2 separate regions of the Homo sapiens genome follow, and region 2 is linked to region 1. Evidence: chromatin loops called from intact Hi-C (ENCODE). Cell type or tissue: prostate gland. All regions are shown on one strand. Links, peaks and the distances in the headings refer to the core of each region. The heading gives the core; the rest is flanking DNA. Region 1 overlaps NYAP2 (neuronal tyrosine-phosphorylated phosphoinositide-3-kinase adaptor 2). Region 2 overlaps RHBDD1 (rhomboid domain containing 1).

What was found. Peaks named below come from ENCODE experiments on the same cell type or tissue, not always from the same donor. Only the 100,000 strongest peaks of a DNase experiment are listed, where the experiment ranks them.
Region 2: it touches region 1 in a loop (15-fold over the local background); 95 of 110 quality-filtered maps call a loop at or near these places.

Annotation. Positions count from the first base shown.
Region 1 is chr2:225,663,285-225,679,673 of GRCh38, reverse strand. All of the region lies in intron 7 of NYAP2 (neuronal tyrosine-phosphorylated phosphoinositide-3-kinase adaptor 2), which reads right to left. Among named protein-coding and RNA genes, the nearest start is that of NYAP2, 270 kb to the right of the region's middle. RefSeq lists a silencer at 10,922-10,971. In prostate gland, for the core only: CTCF peaks have their summits at 9,132 and 10,855 (motif pointing left); a DNase peak (open chromatin) is centred at 10,883.
Region 2 is chr2:226,977,022-226,993,410 of GRCh38, reverse strand. All of the region lies in intron 8 of RHBDD1 (rhomboid domain containing 1), which reads right to left. It also overlaps a transcript of COL4A4 not described here. Among named protein-coding and RNA genes, the nearest start is that of RHBDD1, 150 kb to the right of the region's middle. In prostate gland, for the core only: a CTCF peak has its summit at 7,887 (motif pointing right); a DNase peak (open chromatin) is centred at 7,910.

The DNA.
Region 1 (16,389 bases), core at 5,658-13,657:
AAAATACAAAAATTAGCTGGGCATGGTGGTGCATGCCTGTAGTCTCAGCAACTACAGAGGCTGAGGCAGGAGAATAGCTTGAACCAGGGAGTTGGAGGCTGCAGTGAGCTGAGATCACACCACTATACTGCAGCCTGGGAAACAGAGTGAGACTGTCTCAAAAAAAAAAAAAAAAAAAAACAATTAGAAGCTCCACTCTTAAAATGAGAATGTATTACCAACATGTTTGCAATATTTAAATGTTGTTTGAAATTCTGTTGGGTGGTGAATAGAATTACTTCAATTAAATATAACTATCATGTGCATTAATGAACATTGTAGGTAATATTGTTGCAAATACCAAGATGCTCTCTGCACCATATATAATTAATGCAAAACATCTCAGTGGTTAGTTTTAATTTTGTTCTAGGACCATGACTTCAAATTATACAGTGTTATTAATATTTTCTTTTCTACCTTTTTTTTCTCAAATAAAGTACTTGCTTTTATAAGGCATTCCTCAAAAGTGAGAACATGATTCCAAAAGCAATTGTTATTGTGTCCATACTTATTAAGCTACATTTTCCCCTGAACAACACTTGCCAAGTTTCTTATACAATATACTTAATCTCTCTTTCTTAGCTGGGATAAGAATAAAATAATGTATTCATTGTCCTTTGAGGATTGAACAATGATAAGAAAACCAATGATGTCATCAATCTACTTTATCATAAATTACCATTATCCTCTATTCTTTAGGACTCTAATTACAGCTCATCTTAATTACCTCTATTTTTCAGATAAGGCACCTGAGTCAGAAAGGTTAAATAATTTGTCCATGAAACTCAGCAAGGGGATAATTGAGCCAGGGTTAAACCCAGAAATTCCATATGTCTGCACATTTACATCCATTCTCACTGCTTCATGGGCAATGCATTTCATAAGTTAGTATTTCAGTTGAAATACCTCTTGGCCCCTCAACCTTGTATCTGATACCTTATCATGCAATTCAAGTATATGTAACGTCCAAGAAAGAAACGAAAAGTCTTTTTATTTTTACTCTCTTTAATAAAATGCAGCATATTGAAGAAAAGATTGACTTCTTCCAATAAGATTTTAGAAAAAGGACTGAAAGAACTTTATCTTCAAAGATACTGCTATTAATTGGTTCTAAGTTTTGAGAAGAGTAAGGGATGCAATGAGAGGAACTAGAAAAAGATCAATCCAACCACACAGCTGGCAGAATTAAATACATAAATAAATAAAATCTGAGAAGGACTCAATGAAATTGAGACCCAAAAGTTCATACAAAAGATCAATGAAACAAAGTTAGTTCTTCAAAAGAATAAATAAATTGATAGATCATTAGCTAGATGAACAAAGGGGATAAAAAGAGAAGATTCAAATAAACGCAATCAGAAATGACAAACATGACCTTACAACCGCTCCCACAGAAATACAAAAGATCCTCAGAGACTATTCTGAGCACCTCTGTGTAAAAGTTAGAAAATCTAGACAAAATTGATAAATTCCTGAAAACACACAGCCTCCAAAGATTCAATCAGGAAGAAAGTGAAAACCTGAATAGACCAATAAGAAGTTTGGAAATAGAATCAATAATTAAAAAAACAACCAACCAAAAAAGAGACCTGGACCAGATGGACTCATAGGTAGATTCTATCATATGCACAAAGAAGAACTGACATCATTCCTGCTGAAACTTTTCCAAAAATTCAAGGAGGAGGAGTTTCTCCCTAACTCATTCTAAAAAGTCAGCCTCATCCTGATACCAAAATCTGGCAGAGACACAATGAAAAAAGTAAATTTCATGCCAATATCCCTGATGATCATAGACACAAAGAACCGCTACAAAATACTAACAATCCAAATCCAGCAGCACCTCAAAAAATTAATTTAAGATGATCAAGAAGATTTTATTTCTGGGATGCAATGTTGGATCAACATATGCAAATCAATAAATATGATTCACCACACAAACAGAATCAGAAACAAAAACCATATGCTCATCTCAATAGATGCAGAGAAAGACTTCAATAAAATCCAATATCCCTTCATGATAAAAAAAAATCCTCAACAGATTAAGCATTGCAGGAACATACTTCAAAATAATAAGACCCATCTAGGACAAACCTGCAGTCAACATCATGCCAAATGGGCAGAAGCTGGAACCACTCCCCTTGAGGACTGGAAGCAGAACAGGATGCCCACTCTCACCACTCTATTCAACACAGTACTGGAAGTCCTAGCCAGGGTAAATCAGAAAAGAGCAATAAATAAAACACATCCAAACAGGAAAAGAAGTAAAACTATTCTCTCTTTGCCAAAGATATGATTCTATGCATAGGAAACCCTGAAGACTCCACCGAAAAGCTCCTGGAACTGATAAATAACTTTAGGAAAGTTTCAGGATACAAAATCAATGTGCAAAAACGAGTAGCATTTTTATACACCAATAATATTCTAGCTTAGAACCAAGTCAAGAACATAATCCCATTTATAATAGCCACAAATAAAATGAAAAACATAGAAATCCATCTAACCAAGAAGGTGAAAGATCTCTACAAGGAAAACTACAAAACACTGCTCAAAAAAATCAGAGACTCTCTAACACAAATAAATAGAAAATTATTCCATGCTCATGGGTTGGAAGAATCTGTATAGTTAAAATGGCCATACTGCCTAAGGCAACTTACACATTCAATACTATCCCTATCAAAATGCCAATATCATTTGTCACAGAATTATAAAAATCTATTCTAAAATTCATTTGGAACCAAAAAGCCCAAATAGTCAAAGCAATTCTAACCAAAAAGAATAACGCTAGAGGTATCACATTGCCTGACTTCAAACTATACTATAAGGCTACAGTAATTAAAACAGCATAGTACTTGATATAGTTTGGCTCTGTGTCCCCAACAAAATCTTATCTTGTGGCTCCCATAATTTCCACATGTTGTGAGAGGGATCTGGTGGGAGATGACTGAATCACAGGGGTAGGCCTTTCCTGTGCTGTTCTCGTGATAGTGAATGGGTCTCACAAGATCTTATGGTTTTTAAAATAGAAGTTGCTCTGTACAAGCTCTCTCTTTGCTTGCTGCCATCCATGTAAGATGAACTTGCTCCTCCTTGCCTTTCACCATGATTGTGAGGCCTCCCCAGCCATGTGGAACTGTAAGTCCCATTAAACCTCTTTCTTTTGTAAACTGCCCAGTCTACAACCATATAATCTTCAATAAAATTAACAAAAATAGGCAATGGAGAAAGGATTCCCTATTCAATAAATGGTGCTGGAAGAATTGGCTAGCCATATGCAGAAGAATGAAACTAGACCCGTACCTCTCACCATATGTGAAAATTAATTAAAGATGAATTAAAGATGTAAATGTCTGACCTCAGAATATAAAAATCCTAGAAAAAAAACAGGAAATACCCTTCTCAACCTAGGTTTTGTGAAAGAATTTATGGCTAAGTCCCCAAAAGCAATTACAACAAAATCAAAAATTGATGTGGGGCCTAGTTAAACTAAGAGCTTCTGCAGAGCAAAACAAATTACCAATAGAGTAAACATACAGCATATAGAATGAGAGGAATTATTCATAAACTGTGCCTCTGATAAAGGTCTAATATCCAGAATCTACAAGGAACTTAAATCAACAAGCGAAAAACAAAAACAAAAGCAAAAAATCCCAGTGAAAAATAAGCAAAGGACACGAATAGACATTTCTCAAAAGAAGGCACACAAGTGGCCAACAAACATATACAAAAATGTTTAAGATCGCTAATCATCAGAGAAATGCAAGTCAAAACCATGATGAGTTACCATCTCACATCAATTGGAATGGTGACTATTAAAAAATCACAAAACTACAGATGTTGTCAAGGGAGCAGAGAAAAGAGAATGCTTATACATGGTTGGTGGGAATAAAAACTAGTTCAGCCACTGTGGAAATCAGTTTGGAGATTTCTCAAAGAACTTATAATAGGAGTACCAACTGAGCTAATAATCCCACTACTGGGTGTATACCCACAGGAAAACAATTCATTCTATCAGACACATGCACGATATGTTCATTGGAGCACTGTTCACAATAGCAAGGAAGTGGAATCAACCTAAGTGCCCATAAACAGTGGATTTGATTTTTTAAAAAATGTGGTACAAATACACCATGGAATACTAGGAAGCCATAAAAAAGAACAAAATTATGTCCTTTGCAGCAATATGGATGATGCTGGAGGCCATTATCCTAGGCAAGCTATTGCAATACTAGCAAGTCAAATATTGCATGTTCTCACTTATAAGTCGGAGCTAAACAGTGACTACACATGAATGTATAGATGGGAACAATAGACACTAGGGATCACTAGACGGGGAAGGGAGGGAGGTGGGGGTGTGAGCTGAAGAAATGCCCATTGGGTACTATGCTTACTGCCTTGGTGATGGGATCATTGGGACCTCAAGCCTCGGCATCGGCAATTTACCCATGTAACAAACCTGGACATGTATACTTTAAACTATAATAAAAGTTGAAATTTTTAAAAAGTTCGATGGAAATTCTTTTACCACTAATAAACAATAAATTGTGAAAAAATCACTAATATGACATATGTGGCTTGTAAAAAAATTTCTAGTTAAATAATTTGAGAAGGTAATAATGGATAATCACTCACTTTACTATAGATATTAAGAATTTCATCCTTTCTTTCCTGTTAACACATAAGACTGGGGGCTTGCCCTCACTTTGCTGACACACAGTCTACTCTAAAATCAGTATGTTACTGGAAATATAACATTCAAAATACACCCCCTTTTCAAATTCCCTGAATACTGATGACCTCATGCCTTTGGCAAAGATCGACAGATCTCCCAACACTCCTATTGTGACCAAATTTAACCTCCTGTTCCCTCAACATACTGCCTCCAGGAGAATCTACAAATAGATGAGGTTCAAGATATGTGATAAAACATATATTCCACTTTTGACAAATATCGAGGGGCTTCCTGGTCTCCAGGAAAGGAGAAAAATCAACAGACTAATGACATGTCGGGGGTCATGGTCATAGGATGGTGATTCTGGATTGAGGGCAGTTTTCCTGCACCCTCTGCTGATTCACTTTGCATGTGTCTAGCTTCTCCGCTAATCACTGTAGCACCTTAACACACTTCTGCCCCTCACATACTCACAAGTCAAAGTCCCAGCGGGCAAATATAAACACAAAGATTCCTTGTCAATTTTTCCAAACACACTAACCCTTCCTACAGCCACAGCAAAGCTTCTAGATAAAGGGATGTTAAACTCTTCTGAGGGGGACTAATAAACCCTCAGCTATTTTGAAATTAATTTCACTTGCAAACACCAGAAAACATAGCCCTTCTTTGTACAGCATGTCAGAACACATTTTTAACCCCCAACTCCAAATACCACAACCTAATATACAATCAAAGCCCCAACTCTCTACAAGTTACATTATCTTCAAGTCCCCAGTCTCCTCATCAAAGTCTTGTCAGAAGAAATGAAAGTTTTTACTTTTTTTGTTTCCTCTCTCTCTCTACCCCACAGCTCTCAGAGCAGAAAGCTACTTACTGAAACTCTTTTAGACTCAGCTCAGGCGATTTCAGACTCCAAGCTTTGTGGCTTCACCTGACTTCCTCAGCCCCGAATGGGGTCCTCTGCTCATCACAGGGGAAATTTGTGAGCTACAGTTCTGAAGTCCATCTGGGTCAGGAACAGACAGCCTGCTTTGTCATTGTACCCAAGATAAAAGGGAAACAGAGGACTGTTGGTAGTGAGTACACACAGGACTGTAGACGGCTTTGTTCTTTTCATACTCCCTGCCAGGGAAGAGTGGATAGGAGGTACTATTCCTGGAGTCACAGGCTGAATGTTCTTGTTTTACCACATATCATTTCTCAAAGAAGACTGAGCTTTCTGACTATCCTGCAGATCTAACAATTGCTCTTTAATGCCAGAATCCTAACCCCAAAAGGGTTATATGACTGCAGCATAAGACATTAATTTGATTCACAGTGGTCAAGGTAAGAACCATATCACCCATCACTGCCTAAAGAAAAATTTAAAAAGTGTAGTTTGTAATGAATGCACAGCAATAATCCAAAGATTGTGTGTATTTTTCTAAAGAAATTGTTACATAAGCTTACCTCGTTTTATTGTGCTTTGCTTTATTGTGCTTCATAGACATTGCATTTTTTTTTAAATAAATTGAAGATTTGAGGCAACCCTCTGTCAAGCAAGTCTGTTGTCACCGTTTTTCCAACACTATGTGATCACTTATTGTCTCTGTATCACATTTTCATAATTCTCACAGTATTTCAAACTTCTTCAGTATTATTATATGATATGGTTTGGCTCAAACCAGATCTCCAAACCAAATCTCATCTTGAATTTCCATGTGTTGTGGGAGGGACCTGGTGGGAGGTAATTGAAGCATGGGGGCAGGTCTTTCCCGTGCTGTTCTCATGATAGTAAGTAAGCCTCACCAGGTCCGATGGTTCCATAAGGGGGAGTTTCTCCACAAGAACTCTCTCTTTGCCTGCCACCATCCATATAAGACATAACTTGTTCCTCCTTGCCTTCCACCATGATTGTGAGGCCTCCTCAGCCATGCGGAACTGTAAGTCCATTAAACCTCTTTTTTTTTTTTCCCCAGTCTCAGGTATGTTTTTATTAACAGTGTGAGAACAGACTAAAACATTATATCTGTTTATGGTGATCTGTGATTGCCTTTGATGTCACTATTGTAATTGCTTGGGGGCACCACGAACCATGCCCATATAAGATGGCAAACTTAATCAATTAGTGCTTTACGTGTTCTCACTGCTCCACCAACCAAATATCCCCCATCTCTTCCTCTCCTCAGGCCTCCCTCTTCCCTGAGACATGACAATGTTGAAATTAGGCCAATTAATAACCCTACAGTGGCCTCTAAGTGCTCAAGTGAAAGGAAAAGCTGCACATTACTCGCTTTGAATCAAAAGGTAGATATGATTAAGCTTAGTGAAGAAGGCAAGTCAAAAGTCAATATAGGCCAAATGCCACGTTTCTTGTTGCCAATAGTTACCCAAGTTGTGAATGCAAAGGAAAAGTTCTTAAAGGAAATTACAAGTGTTACTGCACTTAATATTTGAATGATTAAAAAGTGAAACAGCCTTCTTGCTGATATGGAGAAAGTTTTAGTGGTGTGGGTAGAAGATTAAACCAGCCACACATTCTCTTAAGCCAAAAATTAATTCAGAGCAATGCTTTAGCTCTTCAGTTATACGAAGGCTGAAGTAGGTGACTGACCTATGGAAGAAAAGTTTGCAGCCAGCAGAAATTGGTTGATTAGGTTTAAAGAAAGTAGCCATTTTCATAACATAAAAGTGTAAGGTGAAGCAGTAAGTTATCCAGAACATCTAGCTAAAATAACTGATGAAGGTGGCTATACTAAAAAGACTTTTGATGTAGAAGAAACAGCCTTCTGTTGGAAGAAGATGCCATCTAGAGCTTTCCTAGCTAGAGAGAAGTCAATACCTGGTTTCAAAGGACACGTTGACTCTCTTGTTAGGAGTTAATGCAGCCAGTGACTTTAAGTTGAAGCCAATGCTCATTTACTATTTCAAAATATTAAGGCCCTCAAGAATTATGCTAAACCTACTCTGCCTGTGCTCTAGAAATGAAAAAAAAAAGTGTGGATGCCAGTACATCTGTTTACAGCATTATTTATTAAATATTTAAAGCCCATGTTGAGACCTACTGCACAGAAAAAAAAAGAATTCCTTTCAAAATATTACTGTTCATTGACAATGCACCTGGTCACTCAATAGCTCTCATGGAGATGTACAAGGAGATTAATGTTTTTATGCCTGCTAAGATAACATTCATTCTAAATCCATGAATCAAGGAGTAATTTTGACTTTGAAATCTTATTATTTAAGAAATCTATTTCATAAGGCTATAGCTGCCACAGATAGTGATTCATTTGATAAATTTGGTAAAAAAAAGTAACTTAAAAACTTCTGGAAAGGATTCACCACTCTAGATATCATTAAGAACACTTGTCATTCATGGGAAGAGTTTGAAATATCAACATGAACAGGAATTTGGAAGAAGTTGATCTCAACCTTTTGGATGACTTTGAGGCACTGAAGGCCTCAGTGGACTGCAGATGTGGTAAAGTGGAAATTATAACAAGAAAACTAGAATTAGAAAGGGAGCTTGAAGAAGTAACTGAATTGCAGCAATCTCATGATAAAACTTGAACACATGATGAGTTGCTCTTTAGGGATGAACAAAGAAAGTGGTTTCTTGAGATGAAATGCACCCCTGGTAAAGGTGCTATGAACATTGTGGAAATGACAAGAAAGGATTTAGAATATCACATAAGCTTAGTTGATAAAGCAGTGTCAGGGTTTGAGAGAAATGACTTTAATTCTACTGTGGGGAAAATGTTCTCAAACAGCATCATATGGTTTGGCATAGGTAAAGGAGGGAAAAAGAAAAAAAAACAGCATTGCATTCTACAGAGGAATCTTTTGTAAAAGGAAGAGTTAAATTGATGTGGCAAACTTTGCTGTTGTCCTATTTTAAGAAATTGCCACAGCCACCCCAACCTTCAGCAACCACTACCCTGATCAGTCAGCAGCCATCAACACTGAGGAAAGACCTTCTACTGGCAAAAACATAGGACTTGATGCAGGCTCAGATGATCGTTAGCATTTTTAGCAATGAAGTATTTTTTTAATTAAGGTATGTACATTGTTTAGACACAATGTTTACACTTAATAGACTGGATTATAATGTAAAAATAATTTTTCTATGTACTGGAAAACCAAAAAATTATTGAGACTTGCTTTATTGCAATATTCACTATATTGCCATGGTCTGGAATTGAACCCATGATACCTCCAAGGTATGCCTGTAAACAATCCAAAGAAATCTTAGCAATATTGATTTTAATACAGATCCCTGTCATTCCAAAACACATGATAAACAATGAATTACTGCTTGATGCTGCCAAAATGATTGCTGAAAGCCTATGTAGGAATTTTTTTTTTTTTTTTTTTTTTTTTTGGAAAATACTGAAGACGTTTTCCCAGGAAGGACATAAACTAATGCAATAGCACCCCTTTGTGGTGACATAAGGCTATAAAAATCATAACCAAGACCATTAATTTGTAAGGGTCTTTTTTAGAATTTCCTGCAGAATTACATTGAAATGGCCTAAAGACTCATTTAGTAATCCTTTCCTTTCTCTTAGGCAGAACCACACTACTATCATCTCACCAATATGGAAATTTACTGTGGTTTTAAAGGTCTCCAAAGGAAAGATTGCATGACCTCTCCCCGTACAACATTCCAGGGTTCTGCTTTCAGGTCTAATAAAAATAACTTGACACACGAGCATGCACCCATTTCCTCTAGTTAAACCTGCCTCTTTGGTTGAGATGAGAACCAGATGGCTGTTATCCTTTTTATTCCTTGGCATCTATGTACACCAACTGTGAAGGCCAAGGATACAGAACCATAGCAAGATTGTACAAAATGGATTTGGTCAGAGGAAGTAATCATGACCTATCTATAAAACCTTCCAAAGTAGGGCCTGCAAATACCACTTCTGTTTGGAGCAGAAAGTGTTTTAGTGGGCCAGAATGTGCAAAGCACATTTCTTCATTTGAAGAGCTCTTCATCTTCCCCTCATGTAAGGTGAATCGCTGCAACCTGGGTGTACTTCATAACAACCCGACTCTCCTTGGAGGAGGTGTGCTCACACTGCTTTCAAACAACTTGAGTCTTTGGAATGATCGTATCTATTTATTTAACCTTCTTGCCCTTTGCACATCATCTGACTGCTGGACAGAACGGAAATAAAAATTGTTATTTTTCTCTTTTTAAAGTCTAACACAATTACACATTTTCTACTACTGAACTGAATGCTACTTTGAATTTTCTCCATTTCAGCATTTTAAATATTAATAAAATTTTGATTTTTTTGTTATTCACTTTAGCAGTTCCCAGTGGTTTTCAAATTATAGAACAAACTGAGCTCTTCCCAGAACATTCTGGATATTTGTTTTCATAGGGTTGACATTACAATACTGTGTTTCTTTCTTCCTTTTTTTTCTCACTAAATGATTTTTTAAATTGTAATCAAGAAAAATAAGTTGTTGAAAATGTAAGCTGCCAGTTTTATCTCTAGTTAGGGTTTATTTTTGTAACACATAATCAGTTGAAATATATAGAGATTAGCTTTGCCCATTTTTGTCCATACGAATGAGCTTTTAAGGGATGAATTAAACAATGGTGTCTTATTTGTAGTAGGTAGAGACGTGATGTGCAGAAACCTACGTTAAGGCCTTTCATTTTAAAACAATACAGGGTAATAAAAGCCAAATTCACGTGCCATAATGACTTTTGATCTCTTTTGTAAAAAGAAAGAGATAGAGTCATGAAAAATAGTAATAATTAACATCTGCTCTGTATGTTCATGTACCACATGCTTTATGCCTCAGGTAGATAACATACATTGTAAAAGAACAGCCAACTTCATGTTCCTGCCTGAAACCTCACTGTAAATAAAATATGAGTCAGACATTCATTATGTAGTTTTTGGTATTCATACTTGTCCTTAATCATCCTCTATTACGTCTGTAGTTAATGCATATGCAATCAATTTTAAGCCATTAGCAGCAAAAAAAAAAAAAAAAAAAAAAAAAAAAAAAGCAGGGGACACCAATTAGGACACAATTTTTTTCTTTATTTATTCCTGTGTATGTAATTACCTTACATTAATAGTTTGACTTGTCAAGTAATTTCTAGCCCAAATGAATGGAGACATGTTAACTTTGGAGATCCTCTCCCTCCCTCTAGTGGTGATGAACTGCACAGGAAATCTTCAGTATGTGTTTGCTCTATAATACCCAGGAGAGTGCAGCTGACACACACACAGGAAAGGACAGTGCATTGAGAGTAAGAAGAGAGGGGTTCAAGGCCGAGATCTGCCATTACTCTGTGAACTTGAGATTTCACTTGGCCTTTTGTTTCTCAGTTTTCTCATCAGAGATGGGATAATGATTATGATTTGCAGGACTGTTGTGATGGTCACATGAGAAAACATTAGGTCAAATATATTTAGACATCGATAAAACATAATTAGATTTCTTCTTTTTCTAAGAGAAAATACAAGAAACATAATATACTCAATCCACTGATCTGATCCTCTAATGGAAAATCTGAGGCAGCCCCCATGGCCTCAGTCTCCTGGTACGCAGAGTATATAGAGTAGACAAATCTAGAGAGAGTCTTATTGATGTTGTGTTCAAACATCAGTCCCAGTGATGAAACCAACTGATGTCATCTGCTGTGTGACTCTTGGAGAAGGTCATCACATGTAGTTTTCTTGCTAAGCATGGTGAACTCAAATCTAATCACAAGAGAACAATCAGACAAAGGGACATTCTGGAAAAAAAGCAAAATCGTTCTGGACTCTGAAAATGTCACTTATCTTGAAAGACTAATGAGGTTGGGAAGTATTTGTGATTCAGGAGATTTGGAGAAACAAAGAAAGAAACTGAAAACTATATGTAATGTCGTATCCTTGATTGGATCCCAGACTGGGGAGGGGTATAATATTGGGGCCCTTGTAGAGATTTGAGGATTCCCTTTATATTAGATGATAGTAGGTAGTAGTGAATTATTATAAATTACCTGACTGCTTTTTTGAGTTTGATTGTTTAGAAGAATACACTCGGTCTTAGGATAGTCATGTTCAAATATTCAGAAATGAAGTGACATTATTTTAAAAAACTGTATGTGTTTAAAAGCACACACATTATACTAGTCTTCCAACCGTGCATCTGTAAAGCATCTCTATTAAGGTATCTCTATTAAGTAGTTTCAAAAGGAAAATATGAAACAAATGATTGCTCTTAGGTATTCTATCCATTGAAGATTCATTTGGGTTAAGAATGCCCTCTTTTGTAATGCTAATTGTTCAGGGAAGGGCTCTCTTCTACAATCCCCCTGTCATCTGAGGCTTAAGTGAGATGATCTCAGGGAATCAGAATTTAAATTAAAAGGAGACAGCTCCTTAGCAAATTTCTGTTGACTTGACTTTCTACGTGAATCAGCTTCCTCAAAATGGGAGTAATAATGATCATGCTTATGGTTCCTAATTCTCCCAGAGCATTACCACATGCTCTTCATCCCCTAATCATTTTTCTACAATTTTTCCCACCTCAACATTTGTTAATCCTATAATGCTAAACTGCTTGCATTTCTCTGACAAATTGTATGACTTCAGACTTCTCACTCCTTTGTAAACTGTCTTATGTCTGACTGTAAAGGCCTCCCACCCACTCTTATTAAATATATATGATATTTATATTTATATATTCACACACACGTATTTGGCTTCTTTATCAGGCTGAAATTTCTTTGAACACAGGAGTTTGTCATATCAACCATCTTCAAACTCAAGCATCTAGCAGAATATCTGGTGTTTAGCAGTACACAACAAGAATTTGTTGGCTGAATACAGGAAGGCAACTTATAAATTCTGAAGTCTGAGGACTAAGCTCTGATTTTTTTAGCTTGCACAAATTCCTATCTAACGGGTCTGGAGAGTCATGCCCTACAAACCATAAATTCTCATCAGAATGGTTTTATTTAACCCTATATACCGTGACTTACTTTCCAATCTGACCCTGGCATAACATTACATGACAAAGAAGAAAGTCAAAATATTTTACCCCAAAACATGTTTCTTTGCTGTATTTTGAAATGGTCCTGCAAAGCTGTCCTCTGTGTGTGTGTTGGGGGGGTGGGGGGGCATGGAGGGGGGGGAATATGTATCTGTAAAGAATCTCTATTAAGGTAGCTAGATCTTTTTCTTTCAGGCCCTCCCAATCCTGAAAAGATTAAGAATCTAGTACTTTTTAAAGGTCCAAATAAGAAACATTTGTCATCTATTGTCTCTAAGGGCAGCCACTTTAAGACTTCAAAAGAACCTTGGTCTCCACAATCTTTTATCTTAACCTGAATATTTCCTTTCTATTGATCTCAAGTGTTTAAACAAACTCAACCAATTATCAATCAAAAAATGTTGAAATTTACCTGTAGCCTGGAACCATCCCCCCAACCCCGCCCAAGCTTTGAGTTGTCTCGCGTTTCTGAACCAAACCAATATATTGTTTCAATGTATTTCATTGATGTCTCATGCCTCCCTAAAATGTATAAAAGCAAGCTTCACCCTGACCACGCTGGGGAAATATTCTCAGGACCCCTGAGGGCTGTGTCACAGGTCATGGTCACTCATATTTGGCTCAGAATAAATCTCTTCAAATATTTTACAGAGTTTGACTCTTTTTGTCAACAAGTACTAATGTTGATGACTGCAAAATGTCAATGACAGTGATATATGTCAGTTATTGGTGTTTGCTTGGTGGTGCAAGAGAAGGTAGGCTACATAGGTGACATGGGACATATGGGGTGAACAATTTGGCATTAAAGTAGGTGACTTTAGCGCATGGAGACTTTGGAGAGAGAAGAAAAAGGTAAATTGGCCGAAAGTTAATTTTACACACACCACCCTTTTGCCAAGACCCCAGATGATGGTCTTCAGAGCTGTGGCATCTAAGGTTGCCAGAGCAGCATTAGAAAGTGTGCACCTAACAGCATCCTCCAGGGTATCCTTTTTCCCCAGGTCTAGCCACTCCACCCAAAGCCCCTGGGAATAGCTGAGAGGGAGGGAGTGGGATAAGAAGGAAAGAAGGTCGTGATGTGCTCTACTCTAGGCCACCTCGTTTGCCTCACTTACCTCCTGTCTATCTGGGTGGTGGGCTTTTTTTTTTTTTTTTTTTTTTTTTTTTTTAGACGGAGGCTTGCTCTGTTGCCCAGGCTGGAGTGCAATGGCACAATCTCAGCTCACTGCAACCTCTGCCTCCCAGGTTCAAGCAATTCTCCTACCTCAGCCTCCTGAGTAGCTGTGATTACAGGCACGCACCACCACACCCGGCTAATTTTTGTATTTTTAGTAGAGACGGGGTTTCACCATGTTGGTCAGGCTGGTCTCCAACTCTTTTTTTTTTTGGTCTCAAAAAAAAAAGGAGCTAGGGAAAGGTGGTGTGCTGCCCTCTCCTGGCAGATTTAGCAAATCTTCACGCAGCTCATGAGACTGTTCACCAGTTGTGTTAAAACGCTCCATTTTTGTGACTCCTATTGAGAAGACCAGCAGGACAGGAAGGGGAGAGACCTTCTTTCGGTTCAATAAACTGTAGTAGTGAACAGCTGTTTGTCACTGGGGGTGTTCACACTTAAAAACATTTTTTTTTCTTTTGCCTTTGTATTTGAATTTAGCTGCAAGAGTATTTTTAAAGATTCTATGGGCATGTAACAAGTGCTAAATCACCCAAGGAGGAGGTCTCCATGTGTTTAGGGAACCTGCTCAGCAAAGCCAGGGCAGAACTATAGAAAAAAAAAGAGCAAAGTTCAGCTTCAATAAACTTATGCAAAATTTTGTAAAGAGAAAATCTAAATAAAGTTAAGTAAAATGTATGGAGAAATTATGTAAGGTTTGTGCTATTTGCAAAGGTAAAATTCTATATTATTTGTGGAGAGAAGGCTTCATAATCCCTTCTGTTCTCAGAGACTATAAATGTCTTAATTTACTCCAATCATAGTTCATGTTCTGCCTTAAATATATACTTGTATCACTCGAGTATGGAATGTCTTTCTAGAATTGTTTCCATGATAGTTTCTCCTAATATTCATAAACCTTTGGGGGTTTTTGTTTGTTTGTTTGTTTTTGAGATGGACTCTCGCTCTGTCGCCCAGGCTGGAGTGCAGTGCCGTGATAGCTCACTGCAAGCTCTGCCTCCCAGGTTCACGCCATTCTCCTGCCTCAGCCTCCCAAGTAGCTGGAACTACAGGCGCCCGCCACCACGCCCGGCTAATTTTTTTTGTATTTTTAGTAGAGACGGGGTTTCACCATGTTCGCCAGGATGATCCTGGTCTCGATCTCCTGACCTCGTGATCCAACCACCTCTGCCTCCCAAAGTGCTGGGATTACAGGCATAAGCCACCGTGCCCGGCCGCATTTCAGTTCTATTCTCTAATTTTTCTCTCTCATCCTCAGTAAGTAGGTAAAACTTGTAAGTAACTAGCTGAGGTGGGCCTATGTGATGACTGTGTGCAGAGCCACAGTCAACAGTCCCAATGTGTCTGCAAGTTATTATAACAGTGATACAATGACATACTAATCCGTTTCCACTGTTAGCAATTATTTATTCATTCAATATGTATTGAGACAGCAAGAGATTTCCAGGATAAAAATAGACATTCCCAGCCCTCAAGAAGCCTCCATTCTAATGCAAACAATTATAAGCTGAATTTTTGGAATCCATACATGCTCCTTGGAAAAATGCAAAAAGCATTCCATGGTTGGATATATTTGAGAAACATAAGCAATATTATATCCCTCGCTTTGCAATTTCCGGTGCACATCAGCAAATTTGAAACTCAGATAGTAGCAAAATTTACTTAACTTGACTTTCCCCACACTGCTTTACTGTGTAATAGAGTTCCTCTCTGATGCAAAAATAAGGCCTTTCATGGTTATGACAGTAAGTACAGGGAAGAGACAGAGAAGGGAGAGCTGCTTGGGAAAGATAAAAAAGCCTTGTGGATGGGAGAGCACACTTGATCCCAGACTTGACAAATAAGCAATAGTTTGCCAGGAGTCAAGGACTAGGGAGGGTGTTCCAAGAAGAAGGAAGAGTCAGGCAACTCTTGGAGGCATGCCAGGAATATTTAAAAGTGATACAGGGCCGGGCGCAGTGGTTCACATCTGTAATCCCAGCACTTTGGGAGGCTGAGGCAGGCAGATCACAAGGTCAAGAGATCAAGACCATCCTGGCCAACATGGTGAAACCCCGTCTCTACTAAAAATACAAAAATTAGCCAGGCGTGGTGGTGTGCACCTGTAATCCCAGCTACTTGGGAGGCTAAGGCAGGAGAATCGCTTGAACCTGGGAGGCGGAGGTTGCAGTGAGCTGAGATCATGACATTGCACTCCAGCCTGGGTGACACAGTGAGACTCTGTCTCAGAAAAAAGAAAAAAAAAGTGAGAAAGAACTGTGGTGGGTGTGTGGATGAACCTGAGGTGTAGCAGGTGAATGGAGGCAGGTAATGGATAAGGAAGCTGAACAGGAAAACCAGGGCCAGGTCACACAGGGCCTTGAAATCCAAGCAAAGTTGTTTGTGATTCATGCTGTGGGCAGTGGGCACCTTTAAGTATTTTGCATGGAGGAACTCAACTACAATCACTCTTTTGCTGCTGTGAAGAATGGATCTGGGAACAGAGGGTGAGTTTAGAGGCTGGAGCTGGGAAAATGGG
Region 2 (16,389 bases), core at 3,580-11,579, 1.3 Mb before region 1:
GTGAGTGCAGGCCAGGACTTGACACCTCATTCCAGATGGCCTGGGAACTCTGTTAGAACTAGCTGAGGGCAGAGTCAGAAGCAAGCTCGACGTGGCACCCTGACTCCAGGCCACAGGGCAGAAACCCATGGAGGCTGAAAGACTGCTGAGACTCCCAGAGGGAAACACAGAGTCCTCTGGTGTTTTCTTTAGCGTTTCTTCAAAAGAAAAAGCCCGCAGATTAATAATTTCCATGAAGGGAACTGCCTGGAGGAATTAGAAGGGGCAGACTAGGAAGATGCCCGAGGTCCAGCTCTCAAAAGGAGCAGCCAGCACACACGGCCTTGGACCCATTTGCAGGGCATTCGAGGAGAACCAGGGCTGAGCCAACCAAAGAAATGCCACATGCTGAAGTAGAAAACTCATGTCATGAGAAGAATAATCATCACACTCTTCTTTATAAAGCCCTTTCAAGGTACACTTCTCCACTTAGCTTTCACTCCCAATAGAATCATCTCAGTTTTGCAGAAGAGGAAACAGAGGCTCAGAAGGTGTTAGGGACACATCTGAGGTCACTGAGCTAGCATGAAGAACAGCGAACCTTCTGAGTCTTTTCCCACTTCCCCACGTGGCCATCGGTTCTCACACCGCAAGTGTTCAGGGTTGCACCTCTCACCATTCCCGCCCTTCCTGCCCAAACCCAGTGTCCCTTTTCTTCATGGATATGGACATGTGGGAAGCTCACTGCTATCTGAAAACAGAAAAATAAGAAGTTCCAGTCTAAGTTCTCAATTCTGTGGGACTCTGCTGATATCAAAGACGTAACTCTAAAGTTCCCACGTGGGTCTCCTTAAATTCCACTGGCTACTAGCATGGTTCGGCTTTCTAGAACCAAGAAGACCTTGGGTATAACAATACAACCCAAACCACAATAATGCCCGATTTGTAATCATGCCAGCTCTTAAGGGTATTTTAAATCCTTCCAACTCAGTGTTATTGATACAAAAGCCATCTTACTCTCTGAAGAATGGCCGAATTGCTTTGTTTCCAACTCTGAAAACTACACTGTTTTGAATATGAGTTGATCTGAGGAGAATGTTTTTAAGCATAAAAACTTATTTCGAAGAGAATCACAAAGTTGATGTCAGCCCCTAACCTACACCGACTACTGTGTGTGTGCTCTGCGTTGGAGCCACACTCGGCACAAGGCTTCCTGGCTGTCCACTCAGTCTCAGGTACACTCTGTCTTCTACTTCCCCACCTTTGCATTCATGTGTCAAATTGTTTCTATAGTTTCCACTTGTGTCATATGATCTACTACCTCTCTCCTTAACCTCCAGCATCCTTTGCAGGCTTTCTCGAAGGGTCTTATCTTTGTGTTTCTGATATGTACTCACATTTGTTCAGCACACAGGAAAGAATCTGGACAAGCTTCCTTGGGGTGGTAGGAGGTGTCCCCATGAGTGTAAAGGAAAAAGTATTAGTAGGGAATTAGGAGATAGTTTCCCAGCTCTGCCTGGGACTCGTGGAGACACCCTTCACAAGATGCTTCATTTCAGCAGTGTCCAGTTGACTCATACGTGAGAGGAGGCTACTGAAAAAGGGGACTTCCAGGGTCCTTTCCATGATTCTGAAGTTTGACAACCTGTGATTAAATCCCAACTCCTCCACTTTTTAGCTACACAACCTTGAGCAAGTAGGCTACCCTCTTGCTCTTGGTCTTAGTTTCCTTATCTATAAAATGGGAATACTGAGTAGCTCCTTTGTTGGGTTGTTGAAGGATTAGAAGAGATAATGCATATAAAATGATTAGCTGAGTGCCACATGACAGTAAATGCCTGCTGAACATTGGATGGTATGATTGTTCATCTCTAACATCATCAAGAATCATGTGCTAAATGTCTATTTGGTTCCTATCATTAATTAACTCTGTATAAGAGATATACAAAATGGGCTGGGCATGGTGGCTCATGCCTGTAATCCCAGCACTTTGGGAGGCTGAGGCGGGCGGTTCACGAGGTCAGGAGATTGAGACCATCCGGGCCAACGTGGTGAAACCCCGACTCTACTAAAAATACAAAAATTAGCTGGGTGTGGTGGCTTGGGCCTGTAATCCCGTGCTACTTGGGAGGCTGAGGCAGGTGAATGGCTTGAACCCAGGAAGCAGAGATTGCAGTGAGCCCAGATCTTGCCACTGCACTTCAGCCTGGCAACAGAGTGAGACTCTGTCTCAAAAAAGAGATATATAAAATGACAAAACCAGTGACTTCTTAAAATACAGAGCTCAATTCTGTTTGCAAACCCTTTGGCAGTGTTTTGTACAAAGTGTTGAGTTGCTAGTTACTAAATATCTGTCTTCTGAGAAATAGATATAAAAAGGTAATTAATGACTTTCATTAAGCAGCACGCTTTTGTCACATGAAGGAGCCTCTGGGTGACTGACAGAGCTGGAGTGTCCAGCCAAGATCTTCTTTTCTCTGCTTAAATCATACATTGGACATTTACAGGCCTGGGTGAAACGGCCCTGCTCCAAAGAACTTGGTAGAGAATATGAGTATTTATGAGCCTTGCCTCTGTGTTTTTGTCAATGGAGGTCAGCCCTCAATTTTACTCAAAGAAGCAGTGAGCATGCTTCAAAGAACCTCAGGAATACTTCCCGTGTTAAGATGATTTACCTCAATTACAGCACCAGTAGTAAGATCATAAAATTTATTGATTTGTGGTTCTTGATGAAAAACTGTTCAGTCCTCTACCCTTATGTAAAATGCAGTAGCCTCTGCATTTTACATCTAAGGGAAGAGAAGCAATTTTGTCCAGATAAGAATTGCTAAAAGGAACACCATGAGTTGATGGCCATTTTCCCTACCGTTCGCCATCCATGTAAATAGAGATGTTTGATTTGCTGCTATTCATAGATCCTGCCCATGATCTGATGAACGCACTATGCCATGCAGTGAAGTTATACTGGAGTCGCAGGATAGCATAGTATCTCTCCCTTAAATTAGGGAGCTAAAGAGGCAATCACTTTTTTTCTAAACCAGGAAACCTCTAAATAAATCACCAGTGTTCTCTGGGATTTCTATTGTCAGATGAGGGCAGCAGCATGCGACCCATGTTCTCTCTTTCAAGAATGTTACTTTATTAGCATTCCATGAACTGCAAAGCTCCCAAAATGCCTCCCCTGAAAGGATGGTTGTTAAGTCATTTACCGTCAAAGACCAAAAAGGCCTGAAGGGACCCCAGGTCTAACAATTTAGCAAGACATGAAAAGGGGAGATGCTTAAAGACAGTAACCACACTTTACTTTTTGAGTCACTAATTATAATATTCTCTCTTTATAAATAGTGTGAAATTAACTTAAAATGGTATAACTTTCATACAAATGGAAATTTCAGTTTTGGTTTACGAGAAAGGTAATATTTAGATGTGACTTTAGAGAGAAAACATTCGCATTTCTATCCTTCAATCAATCAAGACTGCAACAGTGGAGATTCCCTAATGCTGAAATAATATCTGGAATCTCAAAACAAGAAGCCTTGAAATGGAGATCTCTGTGATTTACAGTGGTCAGCACCCTGCATTGTGAAATAGAGATCAACTCAGCCCCTAGTTTACCACTTTACCTGTTGTACTTTTCTCTCCCCTCCAGTTGGTTAATTTTGGAGACCCTTAATGAACAAAAATGACTTAAAATCAACAGGCCATAATCCAGTTAACAATCGAGTAAGCTATAACATCAGGTCCACTATGTCAGGTCAGTGTTTCCTGCAATATAGACAAGATATGGTCAGACTTCTAGAATTCCCCCACCTCCCAAAAAAAGAAAGAAAAGTCAAAGAGACAAAGAATATTTGTGGGACAATTGCTACATGCTCACTCTGTTTACTGCTCCCCTACCCCTACACCTTGAAGTGTATAACTTGATTCATTTTCACAAACTGGACATGTGAGACCAATATCCAGATCAAGATATGAGGATATTTCTGAAAATACCACAATATTTCCTGCACTTATAAGCCACCACAAGCCCCCTTCCAGTTACTATACCCCGTTACCCAACAGTACCCATGATCCTGATTTCTAACTATAGATTTTTCCCCTATTTTTGTCCATAAGTGGATCCATACAATATGTATGCCTTGTGAGTGGCTTCAATTTACATTATGCTTGTGAGATTTATCCACATTGTTATAAGTGGTTTCTATCCTACTTATCCCTCCAAGTAGAATTTCTTTGTCTATTTTACAGGTGAGGAATTGAGGCTTAAAGATTTTAAGCAACTTGGCAAAGCCAAATAGCTGGTCAGTGGCTGAGTCAGGAACTCAAACCTAGATCCCCGCCTATTCTCCTTCAGACATGAGATGTTCCAGTTGTCTTCCTCAGCCCCTACATCAGCATGTGTAAACCTCCAGAATGTATTATTGCCTCAATTACGACTTGGAGACAGGGTCTGTTTAAAAGACAGCAGAAACAATGCATCTTCTGCCTTAAATAAGGCTCACTGCAAATAGTAAGGCTTTATTTTGGATAACTGGATGCATCTAGAATTAGGATCTCCTTTGACAAGGAGTAAGGTTTGGCAATAGATAGGTCTAGCTGCAAAAGTCAGCCTTGGTAGTTAACTCTCAAGTATTTTCTAAAATAGAGAACAGTTTGTAACTTCTTACAGGAATAATTCTCTATGCTCGTTCTATCTCTTAATATATCTATATCTATGTATATGAGGTCTGTAAAATGATAGAAAAAGTATGAAAACCCTTCGGAATATTAAAATCCTACCTTCCTCTCAGAAGCTCCAGGGCCAATGTGTCTGCTCGGAGGGGCAGCTGGAGCCCCCGGCCTCTTCTGATGTTTCTGATGCAGATTCCACACCAGTCCGCAGAGAGGGCCAGCCTGGCACAGTGCGGGCAGCTGCTATCCACCTCGCAAGGCCTGAGTCTTTGCTCAACTCCACTACAGGGACCCTGCAGCCTCAAAGGATTCCTTAGGTCCAAACTGCGGCCTGCTTCAGGCTTCCCAGGCATCTGGGTCCTTTGTCTGTTCTGACCTTTATCTTGGGGTCCAGGAGACTTGCCATTGTCTCTTTATGACCTGGTTTTCCTGCAGATGTTCAGGTGGGGCACAGTGGAAGGGAAGGACAGGGGAAGAGACTTACAGTGGCCTCCTCAGGGCCCTGATATGAGTCCTACTCCCAACCTCTTGCTTCTTGATCTTGAGACTGTCTTTGGGTAAGTTTTAATTACATTATTTTAAAAAGAAAAGAGTAGTGAGGGCAAGAGTGTTTAAATGATAATACACTGAGCTCAAAATAGAATAAAATATTGCCTCCTCCTGAAACACACTGGGTCCTGGCCCTGCTGCTTGCCACCTGCTATGACTTTCATCCTAAGAGAATGGTGGCAGCTGGATTCTCCCATTCTCAGCTTTTTAGCAGCCCTGGCCCTATGCACAGAAGTTTCCATCAAACAGCAACCATTGCCCAGTTTGCTGCAGTGGTCCTTAATCTGAAGTGTGCACAGAAATGAAGAACCTGTTCAAAATGCAGATTATTGGATCCCCTCCACCCCCTCACCACAGATTCTGATGCAGTAAGTGGTGGTTGGAGCCCAGGAACTTCATTTTAACGAGCACCCAGATGACTCTGTTGCAGATAATATATCAAGTCACTGAGAAATGCTGTGGCAAATGAATTCACTTCAACCAGATGTGGGTTCATATCTGGGGTCCACCACGATCTGGCACAGGTCACTTCCCTCCCTGGGCCTCAGGCCCCTCATCTGTACCCAGAGGGGGGCCTGGACCTCTGACTCCCACACAGAGGTTCGAGTGTCCATGATTGTTTTGTTCCCAGTGAGACACAGGCGTCAGGTGGTGGAGAGATGGGAGAGTGCAAATGTGTCACACCAGCAACCTGCCTCATTGGCCAGCTGCCTGAGCAGCTTCTCTGGAGACTGTTGCCTGTCCTACCAGCTAGCTGCTCATGACTTTTGGCAGCTGGGCACAGAAGCAGCCATGCTATGCTCCTTGGCAATGTCCTCCAACACATTTTGTCTCTCTTCAGTGCCGTCCTCCCATCCCAATTTTTTTTTTTTATACTTTAAGTTCTGGGATACGTGTGCAGAACATGCAGGTTTGTTACATAGGTATATGTGTGCCATGGTGGTTTGCTGCACCCATCAACCTGTCATCTCGTTATAAGCCCCAGATGCATTGGGTATTTGTCCTAATGCTATGCCTCCCCTTGCCCCCAGCCCCCAACAGGCCCTGGTCTGTGATGTTCCCCTCTCTGTGTCCATGTGTTCTCATTGTTCAACTCCCACTTATGAGCGAGAACATGCGGTGTTTGGTTTTCTGTTCCTGTGTTACTGTGCTGAGAATGATGGTTTCCAGCTTCATCCATGTCCCTGCAAAGGACATGAACTCATTCTTTTTTATGGCTGCATAGTATTCCATGGTGTACATGTGCCACATTTTCTTTATCCAGTCGATCACTGATGGGCATTTGGGTTGGCCCCAAGTCTGCTATTATGAATAGTGCTACAATAAGCACACACGTGCATGTGTCTTTATAGCAGAATGATTTATAGTCCTTTGGGTATATACCCAGTAATGGATTGCTGAGTCAAATGGTATTTCCAGTTCTAGATCCTTGAGGAATCGCCACACTATCTTCCACAATGGTTGAACTAATTTACACTCCCACCAACAGTGTACAAGCATTCCCATTTTCCACATCCTCTCCAGCATCTGTTGTTTCCTGACTTTTTAGTGATCGCTATTCTAACTGGCATGAGATGGTATCTCATTGTGGTTTTGATTTGCATTTCTCTAATGACCAGTGATGATGAGCTTTTTTTCATATGCTTCTTGGCCACATAAATGTCTTCTTTTGAGAAGCATCTGTTCATATCCTTTACCTGCTTTTTGATGGGGTTATTTTTTTCTTGTAAATTTTTTTAATAAACTTTTTATTTTGGAATAATTTTAAATTTACGTAAAAGTTGCAAAGATACTGCAGACAAGTCTATTCCCTAAATGTTAACATCTTACAGTACATTTGTCGAAACTAAGAAACCAACATTGATACATTCCTCTGAACTAAATTCCAGACATTTAGATCTCACCAGTTTTTTTCACTAATTTCCTTTTTCTGTTCGGGGTCCAATCCTGGAGACCACAGTACATTTTGTTACCAAGTCTCCTTAGTCTCTTTTGGTCTGTGGCTCTTTCTGAGTCCTTTCTTGACCCCCATGACCTTGACAGTCTTGAGTGGTAGCAGACAGATATCGTGAAGAATTTCATTCGGTCTGGTTTGTCTGCTATTTGTCCTCATGGTTAGACTGGGGTTATGGGTTTTGGTGAAGAATACCATAGAGGTGAAATGCCCTCATCACATATCAACGTGCTGTCAACATGACTTATCACTGGTGACATTAACCTTGACCACTTAGATAAGTAGTGCTTTCATCAGTTTTCTCCACTTTGAACTTTTTCTTTTTAAAATGAGTTCCAAGGGAATAAAGCTTTGGCCTTTGCCACTAAGAGTTACCTGGATAAACTGGAAGAGGTAGGAGTGGGCATCTCAAGGTGGCTTTGTCACTCTTGGGCATGAGTAGGATATAGTGGTCTGGAATCATCCCTAACCTTGCTGGGTTCTGCACCCCTCATTCCAGGTGAAGTGGGGTCTGCTAACGTTGGTGTGGGTGTGTGAATCACCAGGAGGGCTGTTTAAGAAATAGTTGCTGATTGGGTGGGCTTCCCACAGAGCCCAGGCCGCTGTAGTTTTAATGAGCTCCCGGGTGACTCCGATGTACATCAGCCTTTGAGAACCATTGAGCTACAGCTCGGATTTTTCTTGCAACTGAACATATCCACCCGAGTTTCATTCTGGTATTTATATCTGCCAGCAGGTGGAACCAGAGGCCTATGACATTAAATCTGCTGAAGAAAACTAGGACAAATTCCAGTCAACAAAGCATTCCGCATCGTAAGCAGAATTAGGGTTATTTTGAAACAGATGGGCGCTACAGAGGCTGCTGCATTGAATATTATGGAGTTGTTTATTGTCTAGATGGCCCGAAACCCAGGAGTTATTTGCCAGCATCTAGCAGTTTCTATGTCATATCAGAATTCTTCCAGAGCAGAGGAGACTGACAAGGCACTGGGAGAGATATAGATACAGATATGGATATGAATGTAGATAGTTTAACCAGTTCTAATCCTGAATTTCCTCCTGCTATTGTGCATGCTGCCTCGTGTTAGTGAGTGCTTTGCAGGAATGATCCGGAGCCTCCTAAATATGCTAACTCCAAATCAGAGGAGATAAACAGACATAATCTATGGTAATAAGACAATCAATCCTGGATGCAGTAATACTCAAAATGATCTATGTTAGGCCTAATCAGGTGGTACTGGTTACTGGCTCACATTTTCACTCAAACCCCCCACTTGTACTTGCCCCCAATCCTCCTCTTTGCTTCTGCCCCTCCTCCCCCTCCCCCACCCCAACCCCCAGGAGAGCATCAGAAGGGCGGAAGTGAGATAAAAGGCCCATCTAGCTCTCATTCTGACTGTGCCTGATGCCTGGTTCAGAGTGCACACTGCTGTCTAAGGACACTCAGAACTTGGTTTGACTTGGGGGTTTCTCTGGCCTAGCACTGAGTGAATGTACAAGACCAGGGCTTATAAATTGAGTATTCCATGAGTTCTAGGAATCTGCAAAAGTCTCCAGCACCAGTGGTTCCTTTCAGGAGAATATTTCTAATTCCTTAGCCTACGACCCCAGGGCGTTAGCTGTTGCTGTTCTGCCTGGTCCGCCTAGGCTCAGAGAGGTCACGAAGGCTGTCATGGACTCAATATTTGTGTTCCCTCAAAATCCATACGTTGAAGTCCAAACCCTCAATGTGATGGCATGTGGAGGTGGGGCCTTTGGGAGGTAATTAGGTTTACATGAGGACATGAGGGTGGAGCCCCCGTGATGGCATTGGTAAACTTATCAGGGAATGAAGAGGCCAGAGCTTGCACTCTCTGCCAATGTGAGGTCACAGTGAGAAGGCAGCCATCTATAATCCAGGAAGAGGGACCCCACTATAACCTGATCATATTAGTACCTGGAACTTCTAGCCTCCAGAACCGTGAGAAATAAATTTCTGTTGTTTAAGCCACCGGGTCCATGGTAGTATTTTGTTAAGGTGGCCTAAACTGACTAAGACAGCATCTTTGAAGTTGGCAGCTTGGCAACTGGTAGTTCAGCAGGTGCTGGCTGTCACAGCTGCTGGGCAGACCCCCAGTGATCAGAGCGGTGAACAGATGTGCTTTCTGGTGGAGAAGAAAGCACATCTTTCTTGGGACTCTGTCCTAAGTGGTGGCTTCATAATTGCCGGAGACAGCAGCTCCCTCCCTCCAAGGGACACAATGCCAGCTGCATGGCTCACCCTCCTATACGAGCAGGGACAGTTCCTCCATTCACAAATAACAAGATCCCCCACACCATTGCGTTTTGCCCAGGCTCTCAAATCTTCTGTTCAGCTAAAGGTATAAAGAAGCATTTTTGATAATATTTAGACCTGTTTTATTTTTTTCTCACTCCCTTCCACTTGAGTTTCAAACCAGAGAGATGGCCCAATTTCCAGTCCTTCAAACCAAGGATCAAGGGAATGTTTTCATTGACTTTTGAAATCAAAGACCATTTGAAATTAGCCAACATTTCCCTCAGAAACCTCAATCTTCTTAAAACACTCCTTAACCTTTGCACGTGAAAAAAAGTACAAGTAAACATCATCCCAAGCATTCAAGGAATAAGGAAAAAAAAAGACAAGCCAGTGGGAAAAGAACTTTGAAAAGGGACAAAAAGTTGGCAACTTCTGCTGAGAACAACCATCCCCGAGTGGTCAAGTTTAGGTCACCCTGGACAACTACTGCAGATAACCATGTGTCTTGTAAAACAAGGCTGTTGGGCCTGGGAAAAGAAATGGATTGAGGTGGCTGGCCCCTAGGCTAGGTGGCCTGACTGACTAGCAGCAAATAAAGTGAACCACATAACTGGCCCCAGGTCCCACAGCTACCCAATACTTCCGTGCCACATTCCCGCAGAAAACACAGCATGCTTCGAAGGGCTAAATACTAGATGCTGGATTTAGAACAGTGATTCTCAAATCCACGTCGGGGAGCTTGGTGAGAGGCAGATTCTAGGGTTCTAATGGAAGATTCCAGATCAATGTCTGTTGGGGGACCCAGAAATGTGCATTTTTTAACATGCACCTCAAGTGAGCTGGATGCCCACATGCCCCACTTTGAGAAACTCTGATCACAGGAATGCCATAGTGTGTTCTGTGGTTATGTTTGCCTTTGACCATTTGCACTAGCATGGCATTTGGTTTAGTACAAGTAGGTTTCTGGTGACATTTACTATGAGTCAAAGACTGGTAGTTTCCTAGGTTATGCTATGCTCAACCTTGGATGATGTAGATTTTAAAAGATAAAAGTGCAACCCAGCTATCCTGAAAAACACAACAAATACAATCGTTAGTTAAAATTCTATTTGTGATGACACTGGAGTAGAAGAAACTGGCCCAGTGTCACTCACCCAGTCCTAGGAACAAGGGAATTCACCTCTGGATCCCTGGTGCCTGGTACATAGTGGGTGCATCATAAATGCTTGAGGAATGAATGAAAGAACAAGCTAACACACCATTAGGGCAAATTTCAATTTCTGGCCTCAGCCACTAAATAGCTCTCAAATCCCGAGACACAAATAGTGAGGAACAGGTGAGTGGGGGCTACAAACTCATATACTTTGGAACACAATTCAGTCTATTTGTTTTGTCTATGAAATTCACAAGCTTTGCCTGGGCTCTGGGGTTCTGGCCACATTAAAGAACATTCAGTAGCTAGAAACAGGCTGAGATATGAGATGTATTACATCTATTGATGCTGAATGCTGTCTTAAATGTTTTAAAAGTTCAACTTATCTTTACTTTTTAACTACCATAAGCCTGATTAGTATATAACTACAGGTCCAGAAATACCAATATCAATGCATAATTACAAAAACAATCCCTGACCTAGGATATTGTCCCTGAGATTATCTGCGGCCTAGGAGAACACAGTGGTCCAAAGCCCTTATTAAAGCTGACAGCCACCTGGCATCCATCTTTTGCAGGTGGAACTAGAGGAAGACAAACTGCTCTGAGAAAAACCTGCAATTAGAGTGAGTTATGGCTGGTATCAAAGGTAACCAAATCATTAGGGGCAGGGCTGAGGGAATCACTGGGAACCTCCCAGCCCAACCCTACCACATGTGAGGCCTGTGGCCAGATGTGTGCTTGCTGGGCAAGAAAAGAAAAGAGGGCGGGGGGAAGTTGAAAATATGTGAAAGAGGAATGATATACTTATCAAAAGTATGATAGCCATGAATTTTGAGAGGCAGCAGCTTGTGGTTTAGGAAACCAGGGTGGGCTTCTCCACAAAGGTCTAGATAACTTGGACCATGAGGGCGATGCAACCTTTATCTGTTTGGAGTAGATAAGCTCCATGAGATACGTGGCAGTGAGAAGCCATCTGGAGAAATGCACAAACAAGCAGGAGCCCTTGCTCTCTGCACCCCAGAGCTGAGAAATTCTTATGTGGGTCAGAGTTAGCCTAGAATTGTGGTGGCTGGGAAGCCAGTTTCTGTGATGTGAAAAACTGTCTGAGAAGTATGATGGTCATTTTAAAACCACGCCTGTTTCTGTATTTGATGGCATTTAACCCTGAGTCTAATTAACCACTTTTTGTGTGTTCTTTTAGGTCTGATTAACTCATTATCCCTCTCCCAAATCCTAATCTTGTTCCCCATTAGAGAAAGTGTGTGTGTGTGTGTGTATGTGTGTGCATGTGGATGAGTGCATGGATGTGTGTGCCTGCATGTGTTTGCATGAGTGTGTGCTTGTGTGTGCTAACCTACAGAGGCAGGAGACAATCCTGTGACTGAAAACTAACATCTTTTTTTTTTTTTTGAAGTTCAATGAGCTCCTTTTTTAAAAAATTTTTTGAAGTTCAATGAGCTCCTTTATTTATTTATTTTTTATTATACTTTAAGTTCTAGGGTACATGTGCACAATGTGTGGTCTCGTTACATAGGTATACATGTGCCATGCTGGCCCGCTGCACCCATCAACTCGGCATTTACATTAGGTATTTCTCCCAGTGCTATCCCTCCCCCATCCCTCACCCCATGACAGGCCCCAGTGTATGATGTTCCCCACCCTGTGTCCAAGTGTTCTCATTGTTCAATTTCCACCTATGAGTGAGAACATGCGGTGTTTGGTTTTCTGTCCTTGTGATAGTTTACTCAGAGTGATGGAAACCTAACATCTCTTACAAACAAGCCCATCCAGCCTCAGGAAGGCCAAGGAGTGTCTCAGACTGGTTTTACACCCTTGAAATGGCCTGCCTCAGTCTCAAACTGAACTAGAATTAAACTCAGAAATTATTTTAAAATGGTCTCTGCTACGGAGAGATATTCAATAACAACAAAAAATGAGTTATTCCTACATGCCTATTAATAGACATTAATTATTTATAAATTCTAGTAAAATAAAACATTTTATGAACAGAAAAAGAAAACTCCAGAACTAAATTTTTTAAACATCAATCCCAAGTTAGGAACCTAGAATTAGGCTCATCTTGGGTAACTGAAGATTTAGATAAGGGAAGAGGAATATGTTGCTCTCTGAACTTCATTGGAAGTATCTAAATATGTGCTTTGGCCAGATAAAAAGCTAGCAGAGAAAGGACTATATGGTTTTAAGACCATAAGGAACCCTACAGATTTAATTAAGTGTGGATGGGAGACTGTGTATGAGATGCATCCAGGATGACATCATAAATATCATGCATTTCCAGAACACGAGGGGTGTCTTCAGGATGGTAGATCTGACTTGCTCATGTCAGAGATGGGAAATGGAAGTTCAGAGAAGGTAAATGGTTTTCCTAAGAGCTAAGAGGCACAGAACCACACCCCAAATCTCCCGTTTTCTCTTCCAGGCATTTCATTCTGCTTAGAACCTTGCTTACCAAATCTGGAGTGGATACCGGTGTCTTACAAAGCTGCCCTTCTGCTACCTCGCTCTGGTGGGGAACGAGAGTAGGGCATGGGTTCTGAATCAGAAAGAGCTGAGGTTGAATACTGGCTTTGCCTCTTATTTTGTGTCCTAGGATAAGCTACTTTATTCACTGATCCTCAATTTTCTTATCTGTAAAATCTAGCTCATGGGTGTGTTCTGAGGACCAAATGAATTAAAGGATATGAGCACCTGGGTCAAAGCAATGAAAGGTAAGTGGTGCTGACTGTTACACTAATGACCCCCTTTCCAGGCTGCCCTTCTCAGAAATGCCCCCACTATCCCTCTGGTTAGTCACACAAGCCCAGACCCTAGAGTCTTCCTTGACACCTTCCTCTTCCACTCGTCCTGTCCCCAAATTCAATCCATCAAAACCTGTCATTTTAACCTGAACATTCCCAAATTTGTCCATTGTTCTCTATCTGTCCTGTCACCAACTATGTTTGAGTCACCTGTATCATGGGCCTAGACCAGTGCCTAAACCGCTGTGATGGTTAATGTAGGTGTGAACTAGACTGGCTTGAGGGATGACTAGATGGCTGGTGAAGCAGTGCTCCTGGGTGTTTCTGAAAGTTGCCAGAGACTGACCGACATTCAAGTCAGGCGACTGAGAGAGGAAGATGCGCCCCAATGTGGGTGGGCACCATCCAGTGGATTGCCAGTATGGCTAGAACAGGGCAGACGGTAGAAGGGTACCCAGCCTGCTGAGTCTTCTTGCTCTTCCTCTCTCCTCCTGTGCGGGATGCTTGCTTCCTCTCCTCCTGCCTTTGAATATGATGAGCCAGCCAAGTAAAACGGGCTCCTAGAGAATCTCCAACTGACCTGTGCAATGGGAGGATGGGGTGGGGTCTCGGGAAGTTCCAGCCATTTGCAGGGGGGAGGAGCCTGGCCCCTCCTGTTCCTGGGTGGTGACCTGGGATTCAATTGGTGAGATGGGGGCCTGTTAACAGGAACCATCTTGCTTTGCTGAGTTTTTTCCTTTTTTCACCCAATAAATTCTGCTTTTCTCACCCTTCTATGTGTCCATAAGCCTTATCTTTCCTGGTTGTGTGACAAGAACCTAGTTTTTAGCTGAACTGAGGAGAAAGTCCTACAACAATGAGACTGCAGTTTCTTCAGCTCTTGGACACTGGGACTTTCAGCAGTGGCCTCTTGGGGGCTCTTGGGCCTTGGGCCTCAGACTGACGGCTGCGCTGCAGGTTTCCTTTGTTTTGAGGCTTTTGGACTGGGAATGAGCCACACGAATAGCTTCTTTCTTTCCCCAGCCCGCAGATGGCCTATCATAGGACTTTGCTTGTAATCACTTAGCTGATTCTCCATAATAAACTCTTTTTTATACATACCTACATCCTATTGGTTTCTGTCCCTCTGAAGAACTCTAACACAACCCTAAACCATTTCCCCACACTCGCTCCTGTCTTCCTACCAGCCATTCTCCACACAGTAGCTGGGAGAGCTTTTCAAAAACAAACATCTCTCCTTGCTTCATGTCCTCTAGCTCTTGGCTCAAACACAACTTCTCCAGGGAAGTGACTGTGTCCTCTGATCACCCCCAGTGAGGGTCCTTTGCCTGAAGCTCTCACAGGATCCCCTCCCTTCACAGCACATGATGCCATGGTTAGTGATTACTCGTGAATCTAATCATTTTGACAGCGTGCATTCTCACTGCGTTGTGAGCTCCATGGGGGCAAGGACAGTGAGGGTTTATGTCCACATTCTATGCCTGGGGATGAACAAATAAATGAACAAATGCAGGAATGGAAGGAGGTGTAGAGTGCTAAATATTGCCTTCATTATACAGATGTAAAGACTGAGGCTCGACGTAGGTGGGCAGTTTCTTGAGGTCTCACACCAGAAAACGGTATGGTCCATATGTCCAGGGGTCAGATCCAAGCCCAGCACTCTTCATATTCCGCCAGTTTGCTTTGGACACCAGTACACACATGTTTCCCTTTACCATCCAACCTTTCTCTACTCCAACTAGTGGCTTGGCAAAAAATTAGAGATTTTTAATGGGGGGCTAGCAGGCTATAGGAAGGGTTGTAATTGGTACATGGAGAAAAAAGAGTACAAATTGAATATTTGAATTTTAAAAAAAAGATGATCATGAAAAGGCACAAAATGTGTTGCTGTTTAGTCCAAGTGTAACAGCGTTCTAGAATTGTTTCTATGGATCTGAAGACAGATTAAGGGCAAGTGACTTGGCAAAAGGCCTAGACCTGTTTTCAGATAATTATCTCACAGTAGAAAAAAATAAGGGCAGTACAAGCTCCAGTGAGGACACTACACCAACATGACAGATCTAAATGGAACATACTTCTATGAGTCATTTATAGCTTTAAATACTATAGAGAAAAGAATGCATAAAACATGCCCAAACAGCCTCTTTTTGATGTGGTGAACTCTTTTAAAACCACATTGTTCAAATTTACGTTAAAATGCAAACTCTTCATGTTTACAATGGTACTATTGGAGGAACTCAATATAAAAGTACAACTGTTACATTCCAAAGACAAGACTTAGAACAATAGGCCAATTCCCAGTGTGAATTTATGAGCTGCTAAACCTCAAAAGATTTCTTCAATTAGCAATGAAGACTCTTGACATATTTGCAGCCTGATATAGGGGCTGCTCTTTATATAATTTGGGGTGTATCAGAACTTTTCCTTACTTTTATTTACCTCGGATGACAACTATTATGCTTCTCCCTGTGCAGCGTTTGATCCTGCTAATTATGCTACAGGGCCAGGATGGTGTTTCACGGTTCACCATTGCTCCTGGGGCAGGCTACAAATTATACATAATGCACTGCATTGTAATTGCTGCATTGTGAACTTTGCTCGCCTTTCCAACACAAAATACCGACATCTAAGTTGTTTTATTATTAAAAACCATAAGGGATTCTTTTGGATTATAAACATCTGAAGACGTAACATTCTCATGAATTCCAGCCGGCTATTTCGGACACTCAGTGGGGCAGACAAGGCTGAAAAGCAAAGCAAATACACTTCATATTTGTGTTTACAGAAAAAAAGGAGGCGGCAGTCATGAAGGCAAGACTGTGTTAAATGCAAAACTAAAGGGAGGGGGAGCTTGCCGAAGGGGAGACACAAACTGAACTGGGAAACCAGAGACGCGAGACATCCAATGATGCTCCTTGACTTCTCTGGGCCTCAAGTTCCTCATTTCCAGAACAAAGGCACAGAAACAAATGACCAAAAAGATCCCTTTTTCCATGAAGACAGGCATTCATGAGAGCAGTGGCTTGTTTCTGAGTCTCACTTGTGAGGCCAGCCTTATCCCAGCC